Regions from separate parts of the Homo sapiens genome. Here all the other regions are linked to region 3. Evidence: chromatin loops called from intact Hi-C (ENCODE). Cell type or tissue: PC-3. All regions are shown on one strand. Each heading gives the region's core, and the rest is flanking DNA. Links, peaks and the distances in the headings are about the cores only.

Region 1 (5,414 bases), core at 908-4,907, 92 kb after region 3:
TCAATTAATTCAAGATTGAAATTTTTATTTATGGTATGCCTTAAAGAAAAGCACGGATGTAAACTCAGTTGCAAATTAAATAAATTCAGGGTTTTAAAAAAATCCTTTTTCTTTTTTTTTCTTTTCCTATCTCTCTTCCTCCATCCACACACGTATACTACAACAGGCAATACTATAAGGAAGAATTTTGACATTGATTCGGAACACACTCACCCACTGAGAAGCTTGTTTGCTTGCTGCATCAGCACAAATGTCAATCAAAATGAGCAAGCAGTCTTTTTTCCTTCAAACTACCCATTTTCCTGAGAAACCCCAGGGGATACAAGCCAAAACTTTCCTAGGTGCTCTCCCTCATAACCAAAAGGTGAAATGAGTACATACATACGAACGAGCATGACTAGAATTACTTGTAAATAATGAAGGAACATGCAACATTCTCTCCCTTGTCACATCTTCCCAGAGCATAAGCCAAAAAGGCATCTGCTTTTTTACCATGAAGTCAAGGGCACCAAAAAGACAGCCTGACCAAATTGGTGCCCTTCTTCAGAGATATGCCAACTGTCAGAACTTCTCAATAGTGTAGTCCTTCCTTTGGGCAAAGCACACTCTTCAGGGAGCCTCTGTTAAATACATAAATGAATTTCCTTGGAATAATTACAGATTAACTCATTCTCAGCTTTTAACCCATTAGCAATAATTTATTCCTCACAGTAGGCTCCAAATTACATAAAACAGACAAGTTTCAAAGGGCAGGAGATTAGAAAATTCCTTAATCTTTGTTCTTTTGGGCTGCTATAACAGAATACCATAGCTTAAATGTTATAAACAACAGAAGTTTATTTCTCACAGTTCTGGGGGCTGGGACCCCCAAGATCAAAGTACCACCAGATTCAGCATCTGTTGAGGGCCCATTTCCTGGTTCAGAAATGGCAGTCTTCCCTCTGTGTATTGACATAGAAGGGATAAGTAGAGCTCTCTAGAGTTTCCTTTATAAGGTCACTAATCCTATGCATGAGGGCTTCATCCTTATGACCTAATCACCTCCCAAAGGCCGCACCTTCAAATATCATCACATTGGAAATCAGCATTTCAACATATGAACTCAGGGGAAGGGGACACAAATATTCAGTAGGTAGAACCCATCCAGGTATGCTAGAGGACTCCTGAAGCTTCAGAGCCAGAGGAAGCACTATAGTGGGGGTTGGGCTGTAGGCACCAAGAGGATGCTTTAAGGACACTGGGCACCCAGCAGAGGGTATGAGTGAAGACCACCTGGGTCCAAATCTGCCACATGCATGCTGTGTGATCTTGGGCAAAGAAACTTGACTTCTTTAAGCCTCCTCATCTCATCTGTCGAATGGGAGGAATAATGGCACCTACTTCATAGGGTTGTCATGAGAATTCAGGGCAGTTATATAAACAGCATCCTTAGGCTCATAGTATGGCTTCAGAGTAAGGCTTCAAAATTGTGAGTTATATTTATTGCTGTTGATATTATTATTATTTTCAGGAAATGAAACAATGAAAGGGAAGTTTCTAAAGGTGATTTTGGGACAAATTTCAATGACCATAATTTTGCTTATGTCTGCCCAGTTCTACTGATCATAAAATGTCAAAACGAAACTATTTACAAGAACACTAAGCACATTGGCATACCATAACATTCAGTCACATTATCAGAATAAAGTGTTGTAATCTTGTTTCTTCTCTCTGTTCACCGTATGCCTCTCCTGCATTTTTCCTGTTTCTTTGTACTTTCTTTTTTTTTTTTTTTTTTGAGATGGAGTTTCACTCTTGTCACCTGGGGTGGAGTGCAATGACACAATCTCAGCTCACAGCAACCTCCGCCTTCAGGATTCAAGTGATTCTCCTGCCTCAGTCTCCCAAGTAGCTGGGATTATAGGTTCATGCCACTACGCCAGGCTAATTTTTGTATTTTTTAGTAGAGACAAGGTTTCACCATGTTGGCCAGGCTAGTCTCGAACTCCTGACCTCTGGTGATCCACCCACCTCGGCCTCCCAAAGTGCTGGGATTACAGGCGTGAGCCACTGCGTCAGGCCTTTATTTTTCTTTGTTCAACAAATGTTCCTTTGTTTTGCTTTGAAATATAGGTAATATGTGTATAAGTTAGAAATTTAATACTACCTACTAAATTATTGGTTTTTCTACCTGCTTTCAACATTTGCATTTATTCATTCATGAATTTGACAAATAATGTGTGAGTTCTCCCATGTGCCAGGCACTATGTCAGGAGCTGAGAGAGTGCTAAACAGGGCAGATGAATATCCACAGATGCAAAGGGTATGTTCCACATTACAACTCCTAAGCAGTGCCCCTCTAAACCTCCCTCTTCTCTTCCCGAAGAACACTTGGTAGATTTTACAAGAGGTAAAATCGTCTCTTGAACTACAGGTTCTAAAGTTTAACCTGGAGCATGTAGAGTGATAGGCATACTTACTCCTGGGTAGAGTTTCTAACCTGGCTCCTGGGAGGGTCGTTAAAGATTTGGGAACTCCAAGTTTCATTCTTCTTCAATTATGCCTCTAAATTTAAGAGGTATTAACAGAGTAGCTTTTGGAAATCAAACAAGAGAATTCTGAAATATAGAAAGAAGTCAGGCCACAGAGGAGGACATGAGAACACTAAACTCTGAAGTCTGTAAAAGAAGCCTGTTAAATTTTCATCATTTTCACTAGAGTGTTTGTCATTGTTGATCTTGTATGGAATCTAATAGTTCTAATGAAAAATGTGTTAGGCCTTGGGTCCAAGGATATCATCATTATAAGTGCATAAGTGCCTAGGACAATATAAATCTCTCTACAGTGCTGCTATTGTGGACTTTGATCCATGATGTATTAGTTACTTATTTATTGATTTATAAAAATGAGCTGTTAAGCTTTTCCTGAGAAGTCCAAGGGCACATGAACAAAATGTAAGAAATATATAGCCACAAAAAATAAACCATGAAGTATAAACCAGAACCCCTAATGTCCAGGGCACGCTGCCTAGGTGAGTAGGATGAATCAAAAATACACTTTCTAGACACACCCTGAATGTCAACAAACAAGAACTCTGTAAAACCCAAAGAAGGAAGTTATATAATAAGGGCTTATATGAGACATAATATACATTGGCAAAACCCTGATCTAAACATGATGAATTTATTTACATTTGGCCCTTCTTCAGAGACGGGCCTGAGACTCTCACCAGAAAGTATGATGAGTATGATATCTTAAACGCCAGCAGGGCCAGAGGTCGCGTACTTGGCTTTCAGTATTTATTATTATTTTAAGCCAATTAAAATAATTTGGTTTCACAGTGGAAAGATTCCATTAAATAATAGCTTTGTTCACCATGAGTGCAGGTTGTGTGGTTCTTTACTAAGTAGGATAGAACTGGAGAAACAGAGAGGGCAGAGATTGGAGGCTTGTCTGAAATCACCTCTGCCCAAAAAACAGAGCAGAAATCTGCTGAATTGGGTCTATATATCAACTATTTCAATAGGCATAGCTCAAAAGATAAATATTTATTGTTAATAATTTTTCTCTATGACCTAAAATTTTAAAACATGTAACTCCTATTTTTAACATCATCTGATTTTCTCTCAGTATTTAACTTCTTAGTGCCAAAAATAAGTTACAGATATATTGTCCTTCACTTTTCCTTTTTAATCCCAGCTAAAACACAAAGGATTTTGTGATTTCCCAGGATATGACTCAATTTCATTCTGCTAATGATCGTCCCTTGTCTGGAAGCCCACAGTCTTCTGTTAACTTTGGTCTGCCATAGACAGCCAATTAAAATTGGCCAAATAAGCCAAAAAAAAAATCAACCAGAGACCAAAATAATCCCTTTTGGCTGTTGCCACAAAAGAATTTACTGGATAATCTCTAAACTTTCCACTTAATTCTGGCTGTATAGTTCAGTGTTTTTGACCAAAAACATACCAGAGGCTACACACTGTGATTGAATATCCCAAATTTCCTACAATTTGATGGGCTTTAAAAATACGGATATATGTTAGAGTTGTAACTCAGTGATTTAAGGCAATACTTTGGTCACTTGTGTATTGGTTGAATTAAACTTTGAATTTGGCACCATTGCCATATCACTAAGGAAGCTTCATTAGAAAATGAGTATGCATTAGGATTATCTAGCTTCTTACTGGTCCCGCTCCTAAGGACTCACAGCTCTGCAGGAAATCTCAGAATCCTTTGTCATTACTCTTCAACAGGTGCATGCCCATGGCCACTTCTTCCTGCTCAGCATAATAAGCATGGAACCACTCAAGTCTACAGGACTGCCAGAAATGGCTCTGTTCTTCTCTCAACACACTATCCAGCTAAAACACTCTTACCTATTCACTATTCCAGGTGTTAGAGCTTTGTCCATTGCTCTTTTTTCTGCCTCAGCAAAGAGGAGAGCCAATCCCCAAAGTTATATAGTTTTAAATTTAATTATTAAGTTGGCTTCAGTATGGTAGATACTCATTACCCCCAAAGGACGAGAACAGTTCAAGTCCTTCTGGGTGGACTGTCTGATGGAAATCCATTCATGATGCTCCAACTTCTGCTCTAACTTTTCCTATGCCTACTCTATTGCCTGTTACTGTGCTTGTTCTATAAAGAACTAACTTAGCAGAAGAGTAAAAGACTATCTAAATGTATCCATCATAATGTTCATATCATAATATCCCCTCAAAGAGAAATCCTAGGTCTCCATATTCCTTGAGCAATCTTCTCCTCACAGTGCCTGTTTTTCCATCTGTCTGAGGTGTAGGTACACATAATTCTGAGACATATACTATGACCTTCACATCACTGTCTCCTAAAGGGCAGTCACATTCATAAAGACCTATTACTTCCAATTACCTGTGCTTTTTGTCTTTTTCTCAATGCCCACATCTTAATCAGAAATCCAGCAAGAAATGTATGGTACAATCAAAGGGCTAGTGGAAAAAAGTTTTAAGATAAAACATTTTATAACGGTGTGGACCTGATTAAGACTACCAATGAGGGATGGTGAAACATGCAAGGACTAGGTATAGTAGAAAGCCTTTACCTCCCCTAGACTCAAGACAAAAAGAGGATCGTGTTACCCAATGAGAGCCAGAATCATAAGAGAAGGACCACCTAACTAAAATAGCTGTGAATATAGGTAAAGTAAGATGGCCACTGCCCAAACTGAGAAGAAACAGGGAGAATAAAAATACCCCACCTACTCTCACTTCCTGTCTGCTAATCTCTAGCTTTGCTGAACTCAAATAGAAACCAGAAGCCAAGGGAGCTTGAGTGGTACCGTCCATAAAGAGGCCAGGCTTTGGCCAATATGGCGAAACCCCATCTCTACTAAAAATACAAAAATTAACCAGGCATTGTGGCACATGCCTGTAGTCTCAGCTACTCAGGAGGCT
Region 2 (5,414 bases), core at 615-4,614, 100 kb after region 3:
AACTTGGGTGTATTAACTTACCTATTTAGGCACCTGGGTCAAAGCTTACTCTAGCTTATTTCTCTTTATTTGGGTGCAAGCTATGTAGATGGCAACCCCAGATACTTCCGAACTGACTTTATCATTCAGCAAATGAATTATTCCATAGGAAGTTAAACCTTTTCTAAAACATAGTTCAAATCAAAAAGGCCTGACTAATTCTAAGAGACTAACTTTGGAATAGAGGATAGTCTGTCTTGAATTTATTTTCCTATGGATATCTTACTGGGTTACATATTTGTGGCTGGATCTGACTTCTAATAGTAACATCACCACTGAAGGATTATGAGTCACTCTGTCCCCTGGATCTACATTGCAGAAGAGTTGCTTGGCTGTTCCAACTGATGACTGAGGGAGGGTCTCTATCTGTCAAAGGGTAAAGGCAGGATGATTAAACACTGACACAGTCATCTACATGACCTTAAGCATATTTTAAAATTTTATCTGTTCTTGACTTTTTCTCTTCTGTGTTTCCTTATTGGTTAAAGCTTGCAGACTAATTTACTTACCAGAGTAGAATTTGCCATTTAAAACAGTGATCGCCATTGTGTCTTTGTTTCATGGTGGGATAAGTAAGGATTAATACTTCTATTATTATAATGTGACCTGTAGTGGCTAGAGAGGAACTAGCTGGCCATGGTGTCATTATTATTATACCACTTTTTATTTTTCCTTAATCTCTTTCACTGAAAATGGCAGAAACTCCTTAATTTTAAAATCAATCATCTGGACTCAGGAAAAGGCACAGAAGTGGTATTTGCCTGTGACTTTGGTAATGCTGCCACCAGTAAACTGTCTCTCAGAGAGAGCCATTGTATGGATTAACCACTGTATGGAATCTAGTTTAACATTTTAAGATTACCCAAAAGTTACCAACAAGCAAAAATAATCTTTGGATACTGTCTATTCCCTGCCCACAATTCTACCTGCTGGTATGCTGGTGTCAAAATAAGAATATCTCCGTGTAATATTTTATCAACTTGGTGCTGAAAGGGTGAATTAAGCAGAAACAGAAAGAAATAAACAAATCCAAACTTGGAAAGAGAATGGCTTTGATTCTCACACTCATTCTAATCTATGGAGGTCTCAAGTGTAGTACACACATGTCCCATCTGTTTTAGGCAAAGCACTAACTCTTCCCTAACAAAAACTGTGAACTCCCTCCAGGTCCACACACATAGCTACACAATGTGTTCTGTTTAATCATGTCTAAGGAACTGGGGAAGTAAACCACAGTTACCCTAGCTGAAATCTAAAAAATGTTGTGTAGGCCGGGCATGGTGGCTCACACCTGTAATCCCAGCACTTTGGAAGGCGGAGGCAGGAGGATCACCTGAGGTCAGGAGTTCGAGACCAGCCTGACCAACACAGTGAAACCTCGTGTCTACTAAAAATACAAAAAATTAGCCAGGGACAGTGGCGGGCACCTGTAAACACAGCTAGTGAGGCAGGAGAATCACTTGAACCCAGGAGACAGATGTTGCAGTGAGCTGAGATCGCACCACTGCACTCTAGCCTGGGTGACAGAGCAAGACTCCATCTCAGAAAATAAAAAAATAAAAAATAAATAAAGATAAAATAAAGACTGTTGTGCTTGGTGGTTCAAGTGGACTTGGTGGCGCGTGGCCCAAGAGGGAGTTCACAATTTCTGTTAGGGAAGAGAAATACCACATGACAGGGAGATTACCTTAAAATGGAGTTTCCTTTTACTAAAAGTTAGTGATATCAGACAGACAAAGAGAATTTGGTTCAATTTTGACTTTGAAAACTTTGTTACAAAAAGAAATACAGCACTGTCTCCAAAATGCCTAATACTGTATTAGTTGGTCACAAGGCTGGGCAGGCTTCCTGGCCAAACTCAACAAAGGAACACTAAAGGAAAGTAATTCAATGACAGGCCATGTATAATAGTTTCAGAATGCAAAAAGAACAAACATGAGTTATGACTAAACATTGTAGACTTAGGCAAAAATGTTTAGTTTCGTTGTAGTAAAAGATTTCCGGATGTTAATTCAACCCAATGTATCTGCTGAAACTGATTAGAGAGGATGGTAGTTGTAGTTGCAGAATCCGGAATTCCACAGCACTGACTGTACAATGTCAATTCCATTTCTGCGAAACCAAACTGCTATTATCTAATTTCTCTCCTATTACTTTTGACTCTTGATGACAAATATGCAAGGAACGGTGCCAAAATCCAGTTGGCACTTCATTATCTAAACTTGTTCCATGATGCCTAAGTTTTAAAATATTTGATTTTATTATAGTAAAAAATAAAAATTGTGACTAAAACTCATGGGAATGTTAGGATAACATGGAAATTGGTAAACCGAGAGCTAAAAATATTACTAATGGTCTTATTTTCTGCCTATGCTACTAATGCAATGAATGTTAGGAAAGTTGTTCAATCTTTCTTACATTTTTTTCTGTGGTTAAGCAAAAGTAATGTTTACCTGAAAGTTTGCTTACAGCTAAAAAATTTGAGAACTAAAGATATTTCCAAGTCTATCATACAGTTGCACATAACTAATAAAAGGGACTTTAAAAAATGAGTAATTTAATGTATAGATATAAAAACAGTGAATACATTATTAAGCTTTTACATATATTTCCAATTTTTCACTTAATCAATGACCAATCTACACATATGAGCAAATGCACAGTTACACAAAAAAACACTGAAATAGACACAATCACACACTCCAATCACCAACTCTATGTCTAGTCTTGTTCCTCTCTCTACTCACTCCTGTGGTTTCTAGAACCAAGACCGGACTGGAACAGCACACGGAAAGAAACCATAAATTGTCAATAGAACATTTTAAGACTTTTTTTTTCAGCTTTTTACTACAGAACATTTTAAATGCATAAAATGGTAGACAGAACTGATAACAAACTATTCCCAGAACCTAGCTTCAACAATTATCAACTAAGGGTTAAACTTATTTGATCCATATTCCCATCTACTTCTCCTTTCCATATTCTTTCAAAGCATATCTCAGATATCATAGTATTGTATCCACAAATGTTTCACAATATATCTCCGTAAAATAATTACTCTTTTAAAAAATAGCCAAAAACTCATTATATCAACTTAAGCAATTAAAAATGATTCTATGATAACAAATAGCCCACCCATGTTCAAAATGTCTAACTGTCTCTTTTTTTAACAGTTGGTGTCAGTCTTTTTGAAAAACCTTTAGGGAATATTTAGCCATCTTCCTTTCCGTAGCTTGTGTACTCATATGAAAATTAGCATGGACACAATATGACTTGGATCACAGAAGAAAGCTCAGTGTGAATATGTGGTCTCTCTCCATTTTAAATGATGTAATTCTTGGTCGAAGGCTCACAACTATTAGTTGTTTAGGGAAAAAAGAAATCAAATAGTGCACATTAGTTTCTAAAAGAAGTCAGGGAAAATCCAACAAGTTTTGTAGAAAAGAGAATCTTCAAGCCAAAGAGTAATAGATGTTTGAGAATGCAGAGCTTCACTGAAGCTGTCTTTCCCCAAAGGAGTGCAGAGAACACAAAGGAACCTTGCAGTTAAGAAGGAAGCACTGCTAGTTAAGGGCACATGCTCCTCCCACAGCTCACGCATCAGCCAACTTTCTTCTGCAAATGTCATATCTCTCTCCAACAGCAAACCAAAGTTTCCAAAGTGAATTTCAAAGTATTAGAATTTACAACTGATTTTAAGCACTTCAATTTGGAAGCAGATTTTAAATCCCAAATCGGAGATGTGTCTTGGATCTTGGCTTGCCTCCCTCTGTAGGTAGGGATATATAAACTACTTTCTTGAGCTATTAGTTATTAAGCATAAAAATATATATTATTAATAAGTGTTTATAAGCATTAATATCCTGCATATAATAAAAACCAGTCACTTCCTTTTTATTGCCCAGAATTTGAGACTGTGTACTGCTTGAAAAATTTTGTATAGAAGGAACAATGAAGGTCTGCTGCCCTGGGAACAGCGAGTGTAGCATCCCATTCCAACATGTGGGGACTTTCCTGTCTGCTTTGGATGGTGGGGAGTTTCTTTCAGACTGGAAGGAATAAAAACTGTGAAAGGTTCATCAATATAGCTGCAAGAGAAGGAAATATCCTCTATTTATTCATGTTCAACAGGAGTGGGGATAACTTAAAATAAATGACATATCAATAATAAAACCATTAACAGAAGAACAAAGTAACATAATTGTAAAGGAGATAGATGTACTATCATAGAACATAAGAGATGGAAAGTGTCTGCAACTAAACATAGCATATAGGTCTGTTTCCCTAAAATCAGGAAAAGGAGATTTATTTTTCTTATCAATACTTATAAAAATGTAGAAGTCTTTGGAATATCTCCAAATAGTTTTTAGCTTTGAATAATTAGAAAAGCTTGGCATAATTGATGAATGTATGTTTATCTGTTCTAAACCTGAATTCCAAGTTAATTAGTCAAATCTTACTCCTTTTCTTCAAGAACACTAGGAATTTCTTGGTTTTATTAATATCCCTATACATCTGACCTTTGTTATTATAATAGGATATATATTCTTATGGCTTGCATGCAAAGTGTTCTCAATTGCTCTTAGGTCATATTGCCAGTTACAAGAATTACTAATTATACAGATTTGGATGTGGACTTAGGACGGCTTATGATCCTTGGGAGATGCTTCAGAACACTCTTTTGGGTCATTTAAACCAAAACAAATCAATAATGATGACCAGCCAAATGAAGCAAATAATTGATCCATTTCATTCCTTCTCTTGGCTATAGTAGTCCAGGTCATTTTCATTTTCAGGTAATAAGACTAACAAACTCATCATCATTTTTTAATCTATTCAGAAATATTTTTTAAATGTAAACATATGACAGTGGATCAAAATATAGTCAGTAGGGGGAAGTGTCCTCATGAATTCGTGAATTATGTGCTAATTTCTTTCCCTCGTGTTGTTCTAAAAACGTGAGTACATTAATAACAATATGTAAGTAAAATTTCTTAGGGTTGCATAAAAAAAAACCTAATTAAGCTCATTAAAAATAAATAAATAAGTAAATACTAAATAAATAAATAAGGAGGGTGCAAGGGGGGAAATCAGAACATTTTGTTAGGAAACGTCCTAGAAATGTTCAGCTGAGTTAGATGGGACTGGCTCTCCTGACTTCAGAGGATGAACCAGTACCTCTCTCCCTTCCCTTCTTTATTGGTCTTCAGGTTTCTTGTTTCTACTTCTTTTCAGCACCTGTTCCATTCTTTTCTCGGCTGAGTGGCTTAATCTATAAGATTCTTGAATGCTTCTCCTCCATTATCTGAGCTTATGGGTAGATTTGTCCTGCTATGTCACATATTCAGGGCCCAATTCTCTTTGACTCCCAGCTC
Region 3 (5,414 bases), core at 857-4,856:
ACACAACAAGTGTTTATTCAGATTCTTAATGTGTCTTTGAGGGGAAGAGTCCCTCCCACTCCAGGAACCAGGACCTCCACAACAACAAAGCTTATGGTTGCAGGAATGAGAAGCACAAAGTTTCCAAGTGGTCAATGGGAATGATGTTAAGTAGAGCCACTTCTACTTACACCCTTTGGGTCCCTGAATTTTATATTCTACCTATTAGGGACAGAACAGCCAAGGACCTTTGGTTTAATGTACATACCACATATTGCAGGATAGCACCCCATCCTTGCAGAGTGTCATCTCCAAGTTGGTACCTCAGCTGAGAAGAGGTGATCCCACTGGTTTTGGGATGATGTCATGTGTGTTAGAAATAGTGGATCCCATGGTCATGTGGTCACCATCCCACTTCTGCCACTAAAACTGGTTCCTTTGTTCAAGGAAGTATCATGTGAGATCCCATGTTAGTACATGAGATACTTCATGAACCTTTGAATCATGATGCTGACCAAAGCATAAAAGGTCACCCCTCACTGGAATACAAGACAATCTTGTCAGAATGAATCACTGTTCCTTTAGGGCAGAAGAGGATCCAAAGTAAAAACTTGCCCCCAAGTAGTTGCTTGGCCTCCTTGAGAAATGATGTCTTAGTAGGGAATCGCCATTGGTCTTGGTGGCAATAGGCTGGATATTAGTAACAGAAGTAATTTGATCAGCCTTCATGAGAGAGAGAGAACCTCAGCCTCACTCTCTGCCACTAGGTCCACTCCATTCAAAAGCCCATTGCACAATCCCTGAGATGGCTGAGAACAGAGGCAAACTGATCTCTATCTTGCCCACTTTTCATTTTTTTTTTAGCACCTCTTCTGTACAAAGTTACTTACATTTTGTTACACTAAGTTACTCATACTTTGTGCTTACTTCTATAGGTCAAACCCCATGCCTCTTCCTCAGACATCCTTATTGTTGACCTTCCAGTCTGGTTCCTTCCAAGCTCCTCACCAACCAACTAAACCATTTACCACTGTCCATGAGTTTATGTATATTCAACCAGCTAAGCCATTCACCATTGCCTACGGGTCTAGAGATATCTTAATCCTAGTCCACGTCCCATTCCAACAAAGGAACTAAAACAGATCACTCACTGAAGAGCTGCCCATTTGAAGAGTTATCTCTCACCACTGTCACTTTCTATGTGACTGTAGTAGAGCGGCAGTGCGTTATTAGCTTATACCCACATACCAACATGACTGATTCATGAACCCAGCTCAGGCTCTTGCCTCTTCCATTGGCCACTGAAAAGAAAGCCCCAGAGACCATAGCTGTGAGCTGAGAAAGAGGCAATGGTGAAACACTAGCATGTGACATGGAAATAAGTGCCATGCAGCCTACTTTCACTCTCTGAACTATCTCAAGCCCCATCCTGGATCTACTACTGGCATTTTATCTGAGCCCAAACTTATTACTTGGTAGGCTGACAGTATCCAACTTATAATGGAAAGACATGGCTGAATGAGCACTTGTTAACACATCAATAGATGCTCATCTTCTACCAGGGTCTAATAGCATGCCAGGATGTTTTTCAAATGGTGTGTAATACTCTGTGGCAGATGGCATAAACTTGCTCCAGAATCCTATGCTACAATTCTCTTATTGTGGCTCTCCAGAGGCTCCACGCAGTGTTTTATCTTTCTATATTTTTATTTTTATTTTCAGTCAGCTTTCTCAGGTTGAACAGGCATTACTTTTCTACTAGATATACCTGTACTACCATAGGATCTGCCCAAGAGGCAGCACTGGTTGCTCCACAGCCCAGAATTGCTTCAGAGTCCTTTCTTGCTCTAAGATCCACTCAGAACTAGCAGTGTTTCACTTTGTAATAAATGGGTCACAGAAGTATTCCCAAGTACAGAATATGTTGCCTTTATAACCCAAAGAGGCCTACCAAGGAATGTGCTTCTTTCTTAGTGTTAGGAAGTATAAGGCACAACAATCTGTTCTTCACATTGAATGAAGATATTCCAGCATGCCTTATAACACTGGAACACATAAAAAGGTCACTAATGTGACTGGCCCTTGAACTCTTTTAGAACTTATCTATTTCCCTCAGGAGCACAGGTGTCTTACCAGGGCTTACATTTACCACTTCTTGCATATAAGGTCTAACGAACAAGATATCAATAAAAGGGATCAGTAGTGCAATGTTCTACAGAAAGTCAAGATGATTCACCTATCTTCAGTTTATAATGTGACGGATAGGAGAATAAACATAGCCCTTGGGTAAGACTGTAGATAGGTACAGTTGTCTATCTCATGTGAGTGTGAATTGTTACTGATCATCATTTCTGATGACTATTGAAAAGAATGAATTTGTCAGCTTCATCCCTTCATGCTACACAAGGAGGCGGTGTTGCTCTGCTCTCGTGAAGATACCACATTTGACACAACAACTGCAATTAGCTTTCTTTAGCCCAATATCATCCTGCCATAGCCATCAGTTTTTTTTTTTTCAGGAACAGGACTAGTGAATTAATTGGGGATATGATGAAGATGACCACCCTCTGCATTCCTTAAATTTTTAATCTTCCAACTTCTTCAAAAGTGATGTTTTCACTTACGTTTTTGTTCAAGGTGGAAGCCATTTCAGGTGCTCCTACCTGGCTTCTCTGACTACAGTAATTTTTATTTAAAGGTCAAGGAGCTAATGTGAAACTTCTGCTTACTACCAAGTATGTTCATTCAGTTTATGTGTTCAAAAACAAAGGAAATGTCCAGCAGGTAAGCCTTTAACCCCAATAAACACATTGAAATAGACATAGTCCAAGACTTCATCTTTTTACCTGGCCCTCATAAGCCTCTAGTCAAACAGAGGATGATTGAGGGACTTTTGTTCCCTTGGTATGAGGATCAGCTCAGACCCTGATCCATCAGTCTTTAAACTGTTAAGGCGTGTCCCTCTCCAAAGGGCCTAGTTTCCCCCAGAGGGAAGGACTGAATATATCCCTACTGTATGGCTTCTGGGGTTGCTGAGTGTTTTTTGTAGATATCTGGCCACTCTTTCAGCTGACAGGTTCTATGTCTAAGCATTGCTTCACTATACATACTTGACAAGAAAGTGTGGCTTTCCATTGTGGTAGCTGCCCTCTGCTTTCTACTCACACATTTATGAACTATTTTGATTGTGCACATATATTAAGCAACACCATTGTTGGCTGCCCATCTATCTTGCCCTTAGGAACATTTCTTGGCTTCCATTCCAAGCTTCTGCTCATTATGATACTTACAGTTGCCTTGCCTCTCTCAGTGAAGTGCAGCTACCTGGCCATTTCTGGATCCTAACTCGCATGTCTGTAACAGCATCTCCTATTGAGGCCCAGTGTAGAGGACAGCCACCTCTAAGCTTCTCAAAGATACTAGTTCTTCTTCACTACCACATTTCTTATTGCTTTGATAAGTAGATTCTTCCCCTAGACCTCTCAAGGAATATACTCAAATGGTGGCTTTTCCAGCCTTATTTAGTAGCCCAACTTAGCATGGCCACTTCCCAAAATTTTTAATACCTTTCTTCACAGTCTGCCACAGAAGTTTTGGCATCTCTACTTCATTTAATGTTCTACATTAAATGAAGTGTTTGGAAAACTCTGGCTCTCAAGTCAGATCCAGCCGGTTTCCTTTTTTGGTAAGGAAAGTTTTATTGAAACACTCAATTTACTGGCAACACCCATTTGTCTACATATTGGCCATATGACCTTCAAAGCCTAAAATATTTGTTACCTAACCCATTACAGAGAAAGTTTGCTGACATTTGATGGAGGGCATTACTTTTCCCAATCTTCTAACCACCACCCTGGTATAGCATTAAAACTGCCCCTTGGCCCTTTACCAAAGTGTCAAATCCTGGGTCACAGAATGGTGCCCCCATTTCAACACTCTATTCCTTCTCCAGTCTTATATTACTCCCTCATTCAGCTGGCTTCTTCAGGATTCCCAGGCATTATGTCCTTGTTCCTGTCAGTACGTGTTAACTAGGTCCAGCCACTGTTTTGGTATTTAATACTGCTTCTCCTTTAGCAGTCTAGCACTTTCTAGTATAATTTTGCTGAAATTTGGCCCAAGTTATGGGCCTGATGAGCAAAAGGAGAAGTAGGAACAGTTCTTGAGCAAGGCAAGCACTTTCCTAAAGAGTTCCTGTCTGCTCTGAGAACTCTACATGGTCTTCACACAGGGAAAAGGGAATTTTATCTTCCAATAAAAGTAGTCAATATTAAAGACTTGGAGAGTTCAGGGAAATCTGGGATTTCAAGACGCTCAAGTGAATCTACCCAGATATTCCCATCTTGTGCTTTCACTCCCATATCAGAACTCTGACTTTGGCTTAGGAAACTTCCCTAGGTTGAGAATTCAAGTTTCTCCAAAATTTTCTGCCTCTTCCAATTAAGTTCTGTTTCAAGCCATCAGTTTTCTCTGCCCTCCATTTACAGAAATTAGGATTTCTTTAAATGCTCCTAAGGAGGCCCTCTGACTCATATTTACATCAAACTGTGAATTAATAGATCTGAGATTATCATGATCTCTAGATCTACAACATTTAGCAAAAGCAAAACAATTCCATGGCCCATAGAGTTACCCTTTTCCATATGCCTTTGAAATGCCAGAGATATTTGATCAGTCAGTGTCCCTCCTTTCATGTGCACCCCCTGCCAGTTCACCATGGGTGAACATCTTAGCCAGGAACTATCATGGCTCCACCAACCCAGGATGCACTACCGTCTGGCCAGTAAATAATTCAACTCCAGAATTCCAGCTATAGGGTTTCTTTCTTAGGACTGCTCCCAGTACCAGTGTCCTAGAAGCAGGGCCTGAGATGGAAATTCTTCAATGAATGATTTATTGAGATATTACTTTCAGGAGAAAGGGAGTAAAAGAAGCAGTAAAGGCCTTAGTAAAACTAAGCAAAGGCTTATTCTCATCTGGAGATCAGCTTCCTTTGATTTGTAAGAAATTCTGGAGTATAGATGAGTCTAGATGAATCATAGGTTTGTTACTACCTCGAGGGAGGGAGTTTGTCCTGACCCTCCTCCTATTCTCAGGGGCATAATGTTCAAGGTAAAGCAGATCCCATTAGGTTGAGAGTAACTCTAGAGAAGGAGGCTGCTGTGAGTCATTAGGGGCTAGCAGTCATCATAGCTGAGGAATGGGTATGCAACCATGTAAATGGGATCTGAATGGAAACCAGGAGAGTCTACTATATACCTGAAACTAAAGAAATAACGCTGGTTACCTTGAAGAGCAGTCTCCTTGGGGCCCTGATGCACAACTTTCAGATTCTGTGTCCTATTGAACACTGGCTATCCTTACTTGCCTTTTGGACTAAGGTCTACCCTTAGCTATAGGAGGAATGAAGGTTTGGTTTGGACTTTAGGAATGAT
Region 4 (5,414 bases), core at 834-4,833, 960 kb after region 3:
ACCCGTCAGGGTGCCCCTTTACAAAAATTGATCTGAAGACCTTTGTAATTACCTGTTTCAGTCAGGGGTGGGGGGCTGGGGGAGTGGATTCATGACAAGAAATAAAAGAATGGATCCAAGGTGTAAATCTAACATTACATTATATTGGTCTGAGCTGGCACAAATTTTCAATATTGCATACAATATTAAAAACCTTTCTCATTAAACTGCACTGTGGCATTAGATCAAAGAATCAAGGGCCTCCTATTGAACTCCTTTAAATATTACAAACATAAGAGCAAGTCTGGCTGTGCATAAAATAGAAACAAAGCCAATTTTTTTTGTCCACCCTCATCCTATAGCTGGCTGGAGAGAAACATTGCTTGAGAAATCTATTGTAAGTCAAACACGAAGAAACTTTACTTCTCGCAAATATTTAACAGGCATAAATGAATACTAGTCTCTAGAATTTCACTTTGACAGAAATTTTTCAGTAAATATGTTACTCCTTCAAAACTTTAAGCTACTCTTTCAAAAAGTATCACTCAACAGCATCACTTCAATTGCAAATCATAGAGGCAGTGGTTTCATCCTCACCACCCTGTGATCCAAACTTCTCAAGGAAACAAAGTTCTTACTACACGGGGGTGTTATTCCACTGTGTACTTCTAAAGTAACTTTGACTCATGTGCTTCTTGGCTGGCTTATATTGTCTATCAGTATCTGATGGAAGAACATAACTAACAAATATCTTATAAATTTGTTATTACTATACTTATCTCTGTTTGCTGGGAGACACTGCATATGTTATATCCCAAATTTCCACATACTCAGCATAAGCTATGCGCAAATTCCCACCAGCACATTTTATTTTATAGCAGTTATAATAGTTGTCTCTATATTATGGGTATATGTATATGTATGTGTACACACACACACACACACACCTAATTAAATCCCCAAAATGTACTAATCATTCCATGGAGGGTGAGTAAAAAAATATAACAGAAAAATCTGTTGGGAATTACATGCTGTAACTAAGTGCTTCAGCTAGCACAGGTTGTGGCTTATGCTGCAAATTTCTAGTTTATACAGTAGTTAAGAGAATGTATATACCTTAGACCCGTACAAGTTAAGCATAAAATGATAACTGAAACAGAACCCATCTACTTAGACTACCCAGATGTTTTATCTCTTTCTATTCTACCTGCTAATGCCTTTAAAGACAATAGAGAACAAAAAACATTAACATTACATTTTAGTTTTTTAAATAGTTTAAGGTAAAAACAAAAGCCAGATTAAGTCTCTAATCAATCATTTTACAATTCTAGATAGAAATTAGGTAAAGAAATAGGAAAACGAGATAAACAGTTAAGCCACAGTTTTCTTAAAATTCAGTTCGATTTAAAAGGAAGATTTATCCTCCCAAAGTATTTTGTAAAACAAAATATATTTATCTTTTCCAATGGAATTTTAGTAAGACAATGCTTTTCTTTTTTTTTTTTTTTAAAAAGGGAGAAAACACTACCAATTTCACCTCCCATCCTATATGAAATCTTCCCTAAAAATATCTTAAAATAAGAGAAGTTCAGGAAATATACCAATTGCAAATTTACTGTGAAAGATTCCATTTTAAATGATGATCACAGATCGTTAGTTATATTTAGCCTAGAGAGTTAATTATTATAATCTGAATCACAAAGACAAACAGAAGAGCAGCCTATTTTTCTGTAATGCATGTTCCTAAGGGACCTGCAAAAAACTAATATAAGAAGGTAAACCACCCTTCCCTAAGGATAGCGTTATTCCCTGACTTTCCAAATAAAAACTGTAGAGATATTAGCTTTCTTCATCTACAAGTTAGTTGTATATGCCAAGATATCTTAGCAGAGTTCAAAAGTATTCCATTTGCAAGGCATACATGTAGACCTGTAGGGGTAAAAAGAAATAAACATGTTCATAGAAATGTACATCTCAGATGATTCACCGTAACGATCAGATGTTACCCTCGGTAGAATTAGAGGAAAAAACACTGATGCAAAGTTTAAGTGAGAAATTATAATCATTATTGTTAACCATTTTATATATTTATATAGCCATTTTACAAATATAATTAAAAATCGGTATGTCATTCTCTATGTTGGACTAAATTACGACTAAGAATTTGTTGTCTACCAGTAATGGCTTTCTTTCAGGCTGTGGCTATAATTCTGTTAAGTTTAAAAGGGGGAAAAAAAATCACCCAAACATTGCTTAATGTAACTAATCAAGCATTTTCAAAATTAAGACTGGGAATGAAATGTTAGGCAGTATTTGCAGGGATTAAAAAATGTTGTAGTAGAACAGTACTGCCATCTACCGACAACTTTTACCAGTGCCTAGGGAGTGTTTCCAAGAGCAACCTCCCATTTATTTGTGTCTGACCCAAGGAAGACTTCAGAGAGACACTGTTCAAGTAACCAGAAAGAAGTAACATTCAGATTGGCCACGGTTTTACCTCTGACTTTTAAAGACTTAATATTTTCTCTCTTTCTATTCAAAAAGAGCATGGTTTTTTTAAAAAATTTTGAGTTGTTAAAATATAGTGACCCACACAATGAATACTTCCTAGTAACTAACATCCAGCCGAGAAGACGGCTATGCCTATTGCTACAGAATGCTCATGCTCCTACAGACAAATCTCCTTCAATGCAGTAATACACTGTATCCCGTATCCCCGATGCAGAATTAGATTCACTATATCCTCTAATGACAAAAGCAGATCACAAAATTTCATAAGCAAGATTGGATGTATTTATGTGTATGTCAATCATAAAGCATCCATATTACCACCCAGGAATCACTTTATTTGGGGTCACTGTGGGTCCAAGTCTGGCACTGGATTCCCGCGGTAGCATAAAAACCCCTTAGGGTTTAGTTGGTGGGGAAGTCGTGGGGCACACTGACATCCCAGATTTGACAGAACTCAGTAAAATTCTATACATACCAAAGACGGCAATGGCATCACCAGCAGGAAGAGCCATTGCACACCTTCTATAATGCTCAAGATACCAAGTAGATGCTTTACACAAGTTCTATCAGTTTTGTAACTTAAAAGTAGATGTTGAGTGGGGAAATATGCAATATAAAGACTCTTTAACCTATGTGATGGAGCAGCTGAAGAGCACAGCTAGTCTTCTAATTTTGTACATGGATGCTGCATCCCATTAATAATGTAAAATATATATATAATTTTGGTCTATGGATTTTAACGTTTTACGGAAAAACTGCTACTGCTGTTTTTTTTTTTTTTAAGACAGTAATCTGAAAACAGGTTACAGACAGAAAACATGTAAATGACAGATTTTAAAAAGGATTTAGTCGGCACTAACATAGCCCTTTTAGGCCACATAATTGAAGAACTCCAAGGAACCACAAAATAAACTGAAAACCCCAGACATAAAGAGATCCACTTATTAATTAAAAGCAGCTCTCTTTCGCTATTAAAATAAGGTTGGCCATGCATACTTTATTGCTGTCACAGTCTCACATGAGGCAGTATTCAAAACACATAAAAGTAAAGTTGAATAGTTCTCTATGTAGGGAATGGAGTTAAGTCATGTCTGCTTGCACAAAACTGTTTTGCAAAGCAGCCATATATAGAAGATCAGGGTGGAAGAAAAAAAAGACTAAAATGCATCAAATCTCAAATTCAATGCCTTTCTTTGGTAGGGACAGTGAGGTGTGCTATGGACAACATGAGTTGAATCAAGAAAGGCCTAAAACTTTCCTTGTTTTAAAACTAGAACTAGAAATCAAGACAATCACTGCAAAGAAAGAGACAGGGAACTAATTAAATAAATTACATACTAATTAAATACAAGTTATTTGGGAACTTTTTTTGTAAGTCTAGGTTTTGTTTTTAAACACAAAAAGTCTGTATCATACTGGTTTATCTGTGAGAAGAGGCACTGGTCACAAAAAAGAGAGACGGAGAAAGAAAGGGGGAAAAAGAAAAGAAACAGAATGACAACAGTAACTACCAATATTTCAAAATGTGGTTTTTAAGAATTTCCAAAAATCACACTTCCAAAAATCACAGAAATGTTGTGGCTAAAAAGTTCATTCCTGATACTAACTGTTCTTTAAAAGCCATGGGCAACCATATGGCAAAATCTAGAACTAAAATGAAAAGGACAAAATGTGTCCTTCCATATTTAATATTCATTTCTTGAAATGGATAATCTAGTGGTATCTTGAAGGAATAAACATATTTCTTTGCAATGACTTGCTGAATGTCAGAGCATAACAAGATTATTTACAGTCTTTAAGAAAAGTATGGAAACAAGAAATTCCTATAACAGATTATTTAAAAAAAACACTACCACCTTATTTTATGGGTTACTAATAATCATGTAACTCTTTCAACTGTAGGGTAACTGCCATACAATTACAATGCCTAGTTATTTATGTCTCACAGATTATATAGTACTAAAGAAAGTTACCTGTTACCATATGTAGACACTTGTGGTTGGCAGATGTGGAAAATACTTTACCATAAAGATCAAAATTGGCTTAAAAATTGACCTAGCATATGAACGTGATTTATTTATCTCCACTCCCCTCCCCCACCTCTGTTTTGTTTGCTTTTCCTGTGGATGAAAGAAGGAAAAATAGAAACTTCTAAAGAGATATACAGCTTTCCAGAGTCAATGGTTTAATCTAAGTGGAGTCAGCTACTGAACTTTATTCAGCTGGTTTCTCCCCAGAGCACGTCTTCACCGAAGTTTCTGTTTGACCTGTTTCATTTCCTTGGAAAATTCTGGCATTAAATGCAGCTATTACTGGTCTTAAGTTAGAAACATTCTTCTTGCTTGATTTTTTAAATATGATAATCACCTTAATTTTTTAATATAATAAGCACCTTCACACTCATCCTATGTTTCATGGTACTAAGAGACCTTCGGACGCCGCATGCTAGTTCCACTTTCCTACAAGTTTGTTTACTAGTGAAATTAAACAGTCAATCCCATTTATCTCTGAAATCAGCAGTGTCCCCTAGCAAGAGATAAGAGACAATGTGTGTTGTATAATTTACTGGGAACTAATTCATGGTGACCAATAAATTGTGCAGTCCTCCTAAAGCACCCCCTTTGCCGTGGTGAGATCCGCAGTGCCGACTCTCGTCCTGGCACTAAGATAGATAAGTCCTAAGAGTGAAATCAGTAGACATGTGTCTTTTTTTTTTCCCTTTAATTCTGAATAAAATTCCAGAATTTAGGGAGTGAAAAACACTTCCCCAACCCCCGCCAAAAAAATCTGACATTTTCTTTCTGCCGAAAGTCTAATTTCTCTTTCCCCAAATTGCTTCACCATATGGAAGGAAAGAATCTCCACCTTTTATCTTCAATCTGTATCACAGTTTGGGCATATACGAGAATTTTGTGTTCACTTTT
Region 5 (5,414 bases), core at 999-4,998, 170 kb after region 3:
ATATAAATCTCCACTAAACACATAAAAAGAATTTCACCTATACTATATATCAGGGAAATGCAAACCAAAACAATAAAATATTTTTCATCTATCGGACATCATTTAATTTAAACAATTATTGAAATGTTACATCTTGACAAGTAGAAAGGACACTCATAGTATAAATTGATTCAATTTGACATTGTCTATCCAAACTTGAAATGTGCATACTCTTTGATCTAGTAATTCCATTTTGAAGAATCCATATGGGAAAAAAACTCAATATGTGCACAAAAGTAGAAGATTCAATAAAGCATGGTTTGTTATTGAAAAAAATTGAGAAAGCAAATGTCCATTAATAAAGAAATGGTAAATAAATAATAGTGCATCCATATGATGCAACACTGAGGCAACATCAAAAAGAATGAGGTAGACTTTTTACTCATTTTGGAAAATCTTCTACATCTAATTAAGGAGAAGAGCAAGTTAACAAATAACAAAGACATAATCCCATTTGTTTTCTTTTCTTTTTTTTTTCCAGAGGGGCCATATATGGGTATATGTGTGCAAAGTAGACTTTATTAAAGAGTACTCAGGTTGGACACAGAGGAAGGGGACATTATAGCAACTTAAATGATTTTGAGCTAAATGTTATTCTTCTCTTTATGAGTCTTAGTAGGATGTTTACACTGACTGCCTTACCTTGTGTAGTGGCCCCCAGCCCCATGCCTTCTCAGTGGTTTTTCTCGTTTCTCAGTTTTTTTTTTAAGTTAATGCGTGTATATATGAAGCTATGAAATGCAATTATCTTTTTTTAATTTTTTTCTTTCTACTGTTTTTGTTTGGTAAATTAGAAGATTTTAATTTGCCTTGCTCATCAGATTCACTCAGCTTGTCATAGTGACTGGAAATACTCAATAATGGCTACATAAATGGATGGATAGAGGAACACAAACAGGCTCCCTTTTTTTCTTAGTTGCCAGAATCTCTAAAGGTGTTTATTGAAGATGGTTTTCACACCTTAGCCACGGAGAATGAAGAGGAGGTATCTGCATTTTAATAAGGAATTATGAAAGACAGAAAGAAAGGAATTTTAGCATGGAGTTTTGTTTGCAAGACACCTTCAGTAAAATATTCACTGAATGAATGACAAATTTCTGGTGTTGGAATTGATATAAAGGAGATATTTAGGGAGATTGAGTCTTTCCAGTATCTTAAAAATAATTATTGGAACAATTCAGGAGGACATTTGTTAAAAGATTTAAAAATCACTTATAATCTATCATTCTTACTCCTTTCTTTCCTATTTTCTTTAATAAGTAATGCCTGGTTACATTTTTGTTTTAGATTCAAACCGTACAGATGTTTGAATAGATAAAAATAAAAGATAAACAACTCTTTATACCCCTATTTCCACTCCCCTCCCAGAGGAAACCATCAGCCAATTAGATGTGTGTTTTTTTCTAGTACCCCCTCTGCATCTTACAGCTATCTATGTACATGTGCTCACTTTTTATTTTTGTCCAGATCTCCAAGGGGAAGTCATACCTAAGAAAATTACTAAGAAATTGATCCAAAATTTGAAACTTATTGTTGGAAGGCTGGTATTAGGGAAATGGTGTTATGTAAATAACTCATAATAACCTAAATTCATGCATGTAGGACTCACACAATGTGAGGACTACTTACATATATCATGAACCACTACCCTCTTAGAAAACTGAGTTTTCAGTGCACTGGTCTTTCACATGCTTTTAAAAAAAAACAATATTTCATAATGGATAGGGATATATAAATGTGGAGATAAAAATTGAGATTAATCAAAAAGTCTAGAGACTTGGCAGTAGGGGAAAGAGAGAATAAGAGAGAAATTTGGAAGAAGGCAGAGAGGCATGCGTAGAGCTAGGAGACCAGTTAGGTGTCTAATAGCCAGGCAAAAGAAGGTGGTAGCTAGGGGTAGAGATGTAGGAAAGTAGACAGACCATGGGGGTATATTTGGTAAGTAAAGTAGAGGGAATTTGATGAGGAATTATGCAGGAAAGGGGAATGTCGAGGATGAAGCCTACATTCCTAGGCTCGCATGACCAAATGGATGGTGTTGACTTTTGCTGAGTCATGGAGCACTGGAAGACAAGAAATGCGGTGGAGGGCAAGCAATGGCGCTCATGAGGTCAATCCTCAATAGACTAAACGGTCTTTCAAACAGCTAACTAGAGATTCTGAATAGGAGCTCAGAACAGCCTCATAGGCTGGAAATGTAAGCACAGAAATCACTGACCTCTAGATGTATGTGAGGTGATGTCAAGTGGGACAGACAGCTGCTGAGTAGAAACAGAAATGAGTGGTGGTGTATGGGGCTCAGAAAACAATACTCCAACATGAAAGCCTTAGAAGCAGCTCTCTCTGACTTTTTCCTTCCCTCCTGCCTCTGGCCCCTCATTTTCCTTGGAGGCTAGCCACAGAAACTAGAATCCCCCTTCCCCAAGGCAGGTCATAGAAGCCAGAACCCCTTTTCTCCAAAGCCAGCCATAAAACCTAAAAACCACTCCAGGTTTTCCCCCACTTTCCTGTGTAAAAACTGGCCATAGATAAATTATCTGACTTACCCTATTTGACTGTAGGTCATAAGATCCCCATTCCAGAAAGAGCCCTGCCACATACACAGAAGAAAGAAATGCATGCTCAGAGATGTCAAGAAGAATCTAGATGAACAAGCCTTACTGGGCTTCACCATTCAGTCTGTTAGCATTAGATCATACCTGTTTTGTCCAATCGCATTTCTACACAACTATCTGTACTTTGTTGAACCTAAACACAAAAATGGACAGTTTTCTCCTGTATCTTTGAGTCTTCCTTTTGAAGGCTCCCATGTCACTTAAAACTATGATCAAATGAATTTTTACGCCTTCTCTTCTATTAATCTGCCTTTTCCCGGTGATTTTCAGTGAGCCTCCAGAGGGCAACGGGGAGGTTTTTTTTTTTTTTTTGGCCCCAACAGGGGTCAGTGACAAAAATTACCCAATTATGACAGAACCAGATCTGGTAACCATAAAGTCCACTGAGATAAGGCCCAACTGCCCTCTAGTGGAATTCAAGCCATTTTAACAGCCTGCAACAAGAAATACATTAAGCTGATTTTCACATGACTGTGAGCAGAAACGCCCGTAGGCTTTCTGTGAAGAAAAAAAGTACCTCAAGGCAAGATGCTTACCTCTCTCTACAAGGCTGTCAATAAAATTAAGTTTCTCTATTAGTGGAACTTTTAAAAATACAGTGAATCAATAACTGAGGTTTTGAAATACCTGTCTGCAGTCTCTTTTCCAAAATTCAAACATCTGAAAGTTTCTAAAAACCAAAACTTGTTTGTTTGTTTTCTAAACTCACTTGGTGGCAAAACCTAACTTGATTTGAACTCATTTGGTGGCAAAATCTGACCTGAATTTCTAATTATTGACTATGTCTGCTGGTCCAGGCCCAGATGAGAGTGTTACATAGTAAATGCACCTCATTGCCTCTTTAAAAAAATCTAAAATATCTTTTAACAAATCTCAACTCTAAAAATTCTAAGTCTCATGTGTCCCTGAGGTTTTTATTTAAAGGATCAGGCAGATTACCAATGGCAGAAGATATCATAACATTCGATTTCTTTTTTTATTTTTTTTTCTCTTGAGACGGAGTCTTGCTCTGTCACCCAGGATGGAGTTCAGTGGCACGATCTTGGCTCACTGCAACTTCCGCCTCCCAGGTTCAAGCGATTTTCATGCCTCAGCCCTCTGAGTAGCTGGGATTACAGGCACCCACCACCACTCCCACCTAATTTTTGTATTTTTAGCAGAGACAGGGTTTCACCATGTTGGCCAGACTTGTCTGGAACCCCTCACCTCAGGTGATACACCCACCTCAACCTCCCAAAGTGCTGGGAATACAGGCGTGAGCCACCGTGCCCAGCCTGAATTTTTAATCATAGGGATGTTCAAAGAAGGAAACTTACCCTGAGTCATTTAAACAAAAACATATGCAGGCTCAAGTTATCTAAGATTCAGCAGAAGTGCAACAGGGAATCAGCAAAATACACAAGTACTAAAGTTTAACTTTTCCAGGATTTGCCATTGAATGGGCTGCCACTGTCCTGATAACGTGTGTGTGTGCATCATGCTTATGAATCAGGAGGCAGGCATCGGCTGTACGTTCTTCACTCTTCCTGAGCTGTAAGCCAAGGCCACGGGTATCCATGCTTTGACATATGCAGGAAATACAAGTGCAGTGGACTCAGTAAGAACCTAAGTCCTAATCTAGTTCTCATCTTCATATAAATCTTAAAATCAGAAAAATCTAGATGAAGATTCTATACCATTTTCCCTTAAGAAATACATAATAAATAATAATAAGCATTTTCTACTAAAACCATGCCAAGGGAAAAATACTGCATGCTCTGAAGGGCCCCTCACTACTTACATGGAAAAATCTATGATAATCTCATTCCTTGTGTTTTTCCAATTGTTGCATGGCCCAGGGCCGGAAGCAAGCCAGGGCAGAAATATCATTGAAAATTTTTATTTTATCTATATGTACTAAAAACAGACTAGTTTAAAATGCAATGCACTCTCCAAAAAAGAAGTACCTTAAATTCATTTAGAATTGGAGACTTTTACATGATGTTTATTCATTCATTCAGCATATATTTATTATGTGGCTCCTAGGCACCAAGAATTGCTCTAGATACAATGAATAAGACAAAGTCCTCCTGATTCATGTATGGGGCAAAGAAGCCAGGTAGCATTATCTGCATTTTACAGATGCAGAAACAAGATTGAAAAACAATAAAGGTAGTAGGAGAAAAAGTTGCCTGCAAGCCTTCTGCCATAAGTCTCTCTCTACTGACCCATGGCCAGTGCTGTGCAGCATTCCCAGAGGCCAAGGCAGACATCAGAGATAAGGCCTAGAACATTTGCAAGGTGAGCAAAGGAGAAAGTCACAGAGTGAGCCAGAACAGATACCTCCTAGCCCCAAAGTGAGAGGAACAACACAATGGCTTCTTTTCGTAAAGAGGAAGGTATTGGGGAAGACTGATCCCAACACCAAACACATCAAAATCCAAACCTAGATTATTTTTAAATCTTCTTCTAGAATGGATAAGGTGGTAATATTCATTTATGACTAGTATAATTATTATGCTTTTCTTCCAGGTTTGCCTTAAGCTGAGCGTTCAAAAAATATATATATAAAGTAATCCTAAGAACAACATATCTTGATTTTACAGCCTTTCTTTTTCCTTGCCAAGAACCCTAGAGCATTTTGTGAGAGGGTATTAGATTCCTAATGAGCAGTAGCAAGATAGGAGGTGTTTCCACAGTCTCTTGGAATTTCGTGAAGAAAGTTAAAGGCAATGAAGAGGTCACCAAAGGCCACAGATCCATTGTGTAAAGTCTGTATTC
Region 6 (5,414 bases), core at 826-4,825, 70 kb after region 3:
AGGAAAGAAACACAACTTCCTTGAGTCCAGTCTTGCCAAGTCACACCGATTGTGAATGAGTGAGTATCATGGAGTCATAACCTAAAGGAGCTCTTGAAAATCATCTATTCTTGCTCTTACATAATAGAGACAACATGATTGATCTTCTGCCACCTTTGACCTTAGGCAACTGCCTTTCCTGCCCATCTGGAAATCTGCAATAGTTTTGTGTAAACTTTCAGTTTGCTATTTAATTCTTTATATATCTATGCCTTAATTCCCAAATCCAGCTGTAATCTTCTTGTGGGTAGTGTCTGCATGCGAGTTTAGCTTGATCTAAAGTGACCAGAAAATCTGGCACTGGTTTGCATGAAACTTTTGTTCAAGATATATTTTGAAGAGAGAAATAGAATTTAAACATGAAAGATTTTTTAATGGTATGAATTCAACTTAGGAAAGCCTCAAAAAAAAAACCCTATCAATTTCATTTATTTCTTCTGGAATTAGTTGTTTTTATGAATGGGAAAAATGTAAAAGGTGATTGTTATTATAGTTGAATGTAGAGCAAAATGCTCAAGGAAGTTTCCATGCACATTTTCCAAAAGCTGAAACCTTAATTTTTGGGAAACTGATTTTTGAAAATATGTCTGTAATTAGATGCTATTGCTGATAGACAAATATGTGTGTATACTTACAAGTTCCCTACCTTGTTATTATCCTATTAGATCATTTGTACTATTTAATTTCATCAGTGTCACAAATTAATTTTATGTGAAACCTAATCACTCAGTATCCATTATCTTGTTTTTGCTCTACAACAAACAGTGAGATAAAGTCATTGAGACTTTATCCAAAGTAAATATAACTTAGTAATTACTAGAAAAAGAAGATGTTTTCTTGTTTGAAGAAACAGCATTTTAACAAGAAGCAAAGCCACCAGTGGTACATTTATGTTTCTGCCTTGGGCAGATAAATGAACTAAATGACCTCTTTCTATCATTTTCAGCCCTGTGATTCTATCAGCAAAAGGCTTTCAGAGTCATGTGATAGCATAAGCCAAGACTTCTGGTAATTTCAAAGTCTTTCAACTATTTTCCCAGGAGTTTTATCCTCTCTGGGTTGTAAGCTTCATTTCAGAAATATGGGAGGTGACTATGACAAAGCAAAGAGGCATCCCCTTTGGATCAACTTGGAAGGCTGTGTGGGCATGTGCAGGCAGACAGCAGAAGTCACATCCTATAGGTTCTATTTAGCATTCACCTCGTGACTCAGTCCAGATACTCACTTAATAACCAAGTTCAGGTTCAGGAAACAGCCAAATTTCAACCACTGTAGATTTTCTACCTTCAACAGTACCTGACAAATTTGGCCTACTGTGTCTTTGTTTGTTTGTTTGCTTCTTTGTTTACAAAACCCCAAACAGGTAACTTTTTCACTGGATTCTAGTTTCATCAAGTAATTTCCTTTTGTTTACACAAATATGGGATGCAAACAAATGAAAAAGACAAACTTTTGGCTAAAAAGAACTTTGACCTCATCTATGTAAGCCAAACACTTTCAAACATAATGTATTTATAACCTTTCCACCCCTATTCTTGGTTTTATTCTTTTTTGGTTCTATAGACAACTACAAAAAAAATGAAAGAAAAAGTTCTGGGAGCAAATAATATCATGGAGTTAGAGTTATACTTTTAGTAGTCCAAAGAAATGGTTCACAGATGTGCTGCACAGCCTCTTCTGACAGAAGCTCCATGCTAATGTTGATGAAAGAATATATTCCTTCTTTTCCAAGATGGCCCAGGGAATGCACAGCACCATGATATTCTGAGAGGGCTTTCAACAACTTTTAGCCATTTTGTTTGGCTCTATGACAGTCAAAAAATTTTTGTCCCCAGAGAATTTCCTTCAATATAATCGTGCAAGAAGTTCAAAGCGAAATAGTTGCGCTTTCTCTGACCTATCTAGTCTTTCCAACGATTTGCTAACAAAATGATGCACAATTCATTTGTTCTGAAAATGTTTCCACTTCTGCCATAGCAAGCAGTCTAAAGAGTCATACAATTTACAACTCTTTCTGTTTACTAAAAAAGGTGAGGAATGATACAGTTCATCTATTGATGAATCTTTTTTTAAAGCCACCAACCAACACGTATGGTACAATTTCATTTTGGCAAAATATAATCTACCTGTGTGCATACATAGAAAAATAGACTGTTAGGCTATAAACCAATGTAGCCTATAATCAGTGCTGATTATCACTTAAAGCTGATTATCACTGGTTGGTAAAATTATAAATAATTTATGTTTCCTTCCTTATGTGTCACTGTCTTTTCTGAAATATTTGCAATAGCATGTATAACTGGGTTCTTTTCCTGCTTATAATAATTTTTTAAAGTCAAACATTTACTTACTAACTATAAGGAAGCAATAAAGCTATTTTCATTTTTCAAACAATAAATAAAAATACGTTTGTCAAAATAAGTCTGCACTAATGGGGCACTTTGTTCCTTTCTCTCAATATAAATTTCAGCTGGAATTCAGAGGTCAATCTTAAATTATAGAGTTATACTAAAAACCCATAAGATTTATTCATTAAAATGTTCCTGCAGAGTTCTGTAGCATCCTGTAGGTGTGGCAAATGAACAAATAAAACTCATATCCAAATTCAGTATCTCTCACCTCCGAACATTTGCTTTACTTATCACCACAGGGAAGTACACCACCGGCACAACCTTAAGCTATAACTCTATCCCAAAAAAGGAGATGAGTCACAAGTCACTTTTAAGAAATACAATAGAATTTTTTTTCTTGTAATGAACGCTGAAAGGGAAATGTTTTACTTGTCCTGACAACTCTAGCAAGTCATAGCCCAAAAATATGAGTAGGATGTTGAGCCAAAAGCTTTTTAAAGGCTAGACAAATACCAGCAGCATTAATAAAGGACCAGAAAGACTTCTATTGCAGCACTCTTGGGTTTACAATGTGATTATTGTTTTATGAGCAGAGAAAGTATCTTGAATACCATGACAATTTTATGTTTCCTAGGTGCTGGAAAAACTAGAAAGTGAGAGGGGATGGTATCTGATGAGGTAAAAGCACAGTGGCTGAATGCCTTGTCAATGAGGCTTTTACAAAAATTTTTAATCTCTTGAGTCAGGATTTTGTTTCTGTGGCAATGAAGATGTAGGCATTGGGAAGCTGGGGGTGAATTTCTGTGGTGCTGTCTTGCTGGGGATGGCCTGGTGACAATCTGCTCTGCTCACGATGAGAAGACTTTAGTCCAAGTTTAGTCTTTTAAAACGCCAACAGTAATGTACCCACATCTCTCCCTGCCTTGTGAAACATGTTTCCTCCATTCTGAGTTTATTTAATGCCAATTCATGCTGTGCTTAACTATATGAAACCAGCCAGCCTGAGGTCCAAAACGAGTGATATTCTGTTCCTTTAACAAGATTATAACTAGTGGTTAAATAACATTCTCCAGCAGCTCCCTCCCCAACCCTATCCCAAGCTGGAGTAGGAGTAGTAAGGTAAAGAGAGACCTGAGTAGTCCAGCCTCTCTCTTGTATTTGAGGCTGGGGCTTTGAGTTTTCTTCAATGTCCTTGTAAGTTTGAACTCTTCATCTGACTCTACTATCCTAGGCAATATGGACAGAGATAGAGCCTTCCTCTCACCATAATCTTGGGTACTCTGTCCAAAGACCAAACCATCTGATACTTTCTTTCAAACCAAAAATATAGAGTCCTTGATTGGGTGGAGATGGGTGGAGAGAAAAACCTGATTTCTTGCCGATTTCTCCCTTCAACCAGGATTATACCAATGAGAAAGAACAATTAGCAGGCTACTCCCAGAACAGTGCCCTGGCAATGCATGGTACACATGCTTTGTGTGTTTAAAAGGAGCTGCTGATAATGGTGAAGAAATCCAGAAAGCATCTGGGAAAATCCCTGACAAGGCACACCTTTCTTTCAGCCTATATGCCAGGTGTCACACATAGGACCAAGCATCGTCTTTCATGGCCCAGTACAAACTTGTACCATGGGACCTAAGCCAAGCATGATTCCTTTGAGCTTGCCCAGTTTAAACTTGCAAGGTGCGCCGCCACCACCCCCCAACCTCAACCCAACTCTACCCCCAACTAACATACCCACACACATGCACAAGTTCACATGCTATCTCAGCCCATCCCATTTGTAACTCATCAATCATAAGGGAAGCATTTTTAAGTTTTTCACTCTAAAACTGCATTATGTCCTGCAGGCTGTTTTGTAACTTTTGGATTACGGCACCTAACTGTAGTATCATGAAGTTGATAGGTTTGACTCATTTCCTCTTGTAATAAAGCCACAAGGTTAACATTTTTTAGAAAGAAGTATGCTAGCTTCCACATTTCTTCAGATGTGAAGACTGTACATGGAACAGGCTTTGAGACTGATCCCCTGGAACAAAAAAAAGAGGGTGAATTTTTTAAAGGAAAAGAGTAGTAGTTGTGTTGTACTAAATAAAATTGATTTTGCCTGACTCTAATGTAATAACAGCAGTTAAACCACTGAAGTTTTTGTGTGGTGTATGTAATGGCAGCATTTTTCTTTTCTGCTCTACTTTGTCTGAATTTTTAAAAAACTGTAAGATTGAAAGGAAATCTTTTGGTTCTTGTGGAGTCTGTTGATGCCTACCTGTTTCTGGCTGTTGTGTGGACCTTGTTCAGTGGATGCTGTACTGCCTTGACCCCTGCAGGACAGAGGCCCTCATTCCCCAGTTCCTGCAAGTATTAGTTGTCACTGCTGCCAACTAAGTCTTTCTCCAGGAATTGTCCTCAGCTGAAGGAGAATACCTTACCAAAGGTTATGATCTGCTCTCTGGGAACAGCCTGCGAGCCATGACTAATCAAAGTGAGGGTAGGCTTGTTCCCTTGACTCAACTGGCACAATTCTGAAGACCATCCCAGCTCTAGAGCTCCACATACGATCATTCAAAAGTCCTGTCCCACATTACAGTGCAACTTCTCCTTCTGACCTCATGCTTCCCTTGGCTTTCATAGACAACTGCAAGATCGTACCCAGGTGCACCTATGAGCACATTTCCTTCTTAGAGCTTTCCCCCTGGGTAACCAAATCTAAGATAGTTTCCATTTGTTTTCCTGGGACCTAGAGGCTAAAATGAGATTACAAAGCTGGATCTCTCACCAATTGGCCAGTAACGAAGACCAGTGGTAAGTAGTATACTGATTGCCATTTATGCAAAACTTCACAGTAGTGAAAGATGCCCAAGAAAAACCCCTTGTACCTTCTACTATATAAAGACACAGGGAGAAGGCACCATCTATGGACCAGAAAGTGGGCCCTCCCCAAACACTGAATCTGATAGCATCTTGACCTTAGACTTCCCAGACTCCAGAACTGTGAGAAATAAAGTTCTGTTATTTACAAAACAC

What was found. Hi-C counts contacts between places; a loop is a spot of excess contacts. Peaks named below come from ENCODE experiments on the same cell type or tissue, not always from the same donor. Only the 100,000 strongest peaks of a DNase experiment are listed, where the experiment ranks them.
Region 1: it touches region 3 in a loop (6-fold over the local background); 5 of 110 quality-filtered maps call a loop at or near these places.
Region 2: it touches region 3 in a loop (6-fold over the local background); 5 of 110 quality-filtered maps call a loop at or near these places.
Region 4: it touches region 3 in a loop (7-fold over the local background); 26 of 110 quality-filtered maps call a loop at or near these places.
Region 5: a loop joins it to region 3, with 10 times the contacts of the local background. A loop is called at or near these places in 26 of 110 quality-filtered maps.
Region 6: a loop joins it to region 3, with 5 times the contacts of the local background. A loop is called at or near these places in 6 of 110 quality-filtered maps.

Annotation. Positions count from the first base shown.
Region 1 is chr5:53,352,390-53,357,803 of GRCh38, forward strand. No RefSeq gene overlaps it. Among named protein-coding and RNA genes, the nearest start is that of FST, 130 kb to the right of the region's middle. In PC-3, for the core only: no CTCF peak of the experiment used is centred there; a DNase peak (open chromatin) is centred at 3,072; H3K27ac peaks cover 4,000 bases.
Region 2 is chr5:53,360,684-53,366,097 of GRCh38, forward strand. No RefSeq gene overlaps it. Among named protein-coding and RNA genes, the nearest start is that of FST, 120 kb to the right of the region's middle. In PC-3, for the core only: no CTCF peak of the experiment used is centred there; a DNase peak (open chromatin) is centred at 2,148; H3K27ac peaks cover 4,000 bases.
Region 3 is chr5:53,260,176-53,265,589 of GRCh38, forward strand. No RefSeq gene overlaps it. Among named protein-coding and RNA genes, the nearest start is that of MOCS2-DT, 150 kb to the left of the region's middle. In PC-3, for the core only: a CTCF peak has its summit at 2,383; a DNase peak (open chromatin) is centred at 2,396; H3K27ac peaks cover 3,469 bases.
Region 4 is chr5:54,215,729-54,221,142 of GRCh38, forward strand. All of the region lies in intron 1 of ARL15 (ARF like GTPase 15), which reads right to left. Among named protein-coding and RNA genes, the nearest start is that of ARL15, 92 kb to the right of the region's middle. In PC-3, for the core only: a CTCF peak has its summit at 2,342 (motif pointing left); a DNase peak (open chromatin) is centred at 2,353.
Region 5 is chr5:53,427,780-53,433,193 of GRCh38, forward strand. No RefSeq gene overlaps it. Among named protein-coding and RNA genes, the nearest start is that of FST, 50 kb to the right of the region's middle. In PC-3, for the core only: a CTCF peak has its summit at 3,066 (motif pointing left); a DNase peak (open chromatin) is centred at 3,042; H3K27ac peaks cover 3,487 bases.
Region 6 is chr5:53,330,533-53,335,946 of GRCh38, forward strand. No RefSeq gene overlaps it. Among named protein-coding and RNA genes, the nearest start is that of FST, 150 kb to the right of the region's middle. In PC-3, for the core only: a CTCF peak has its summit at 4,713; DNase peaks (open chromatin) are centred at 1,179, 2,869 and 4,249; H3K4me3 peaks cover 514 bases; H3K27ac peaks cover 4,000 bases.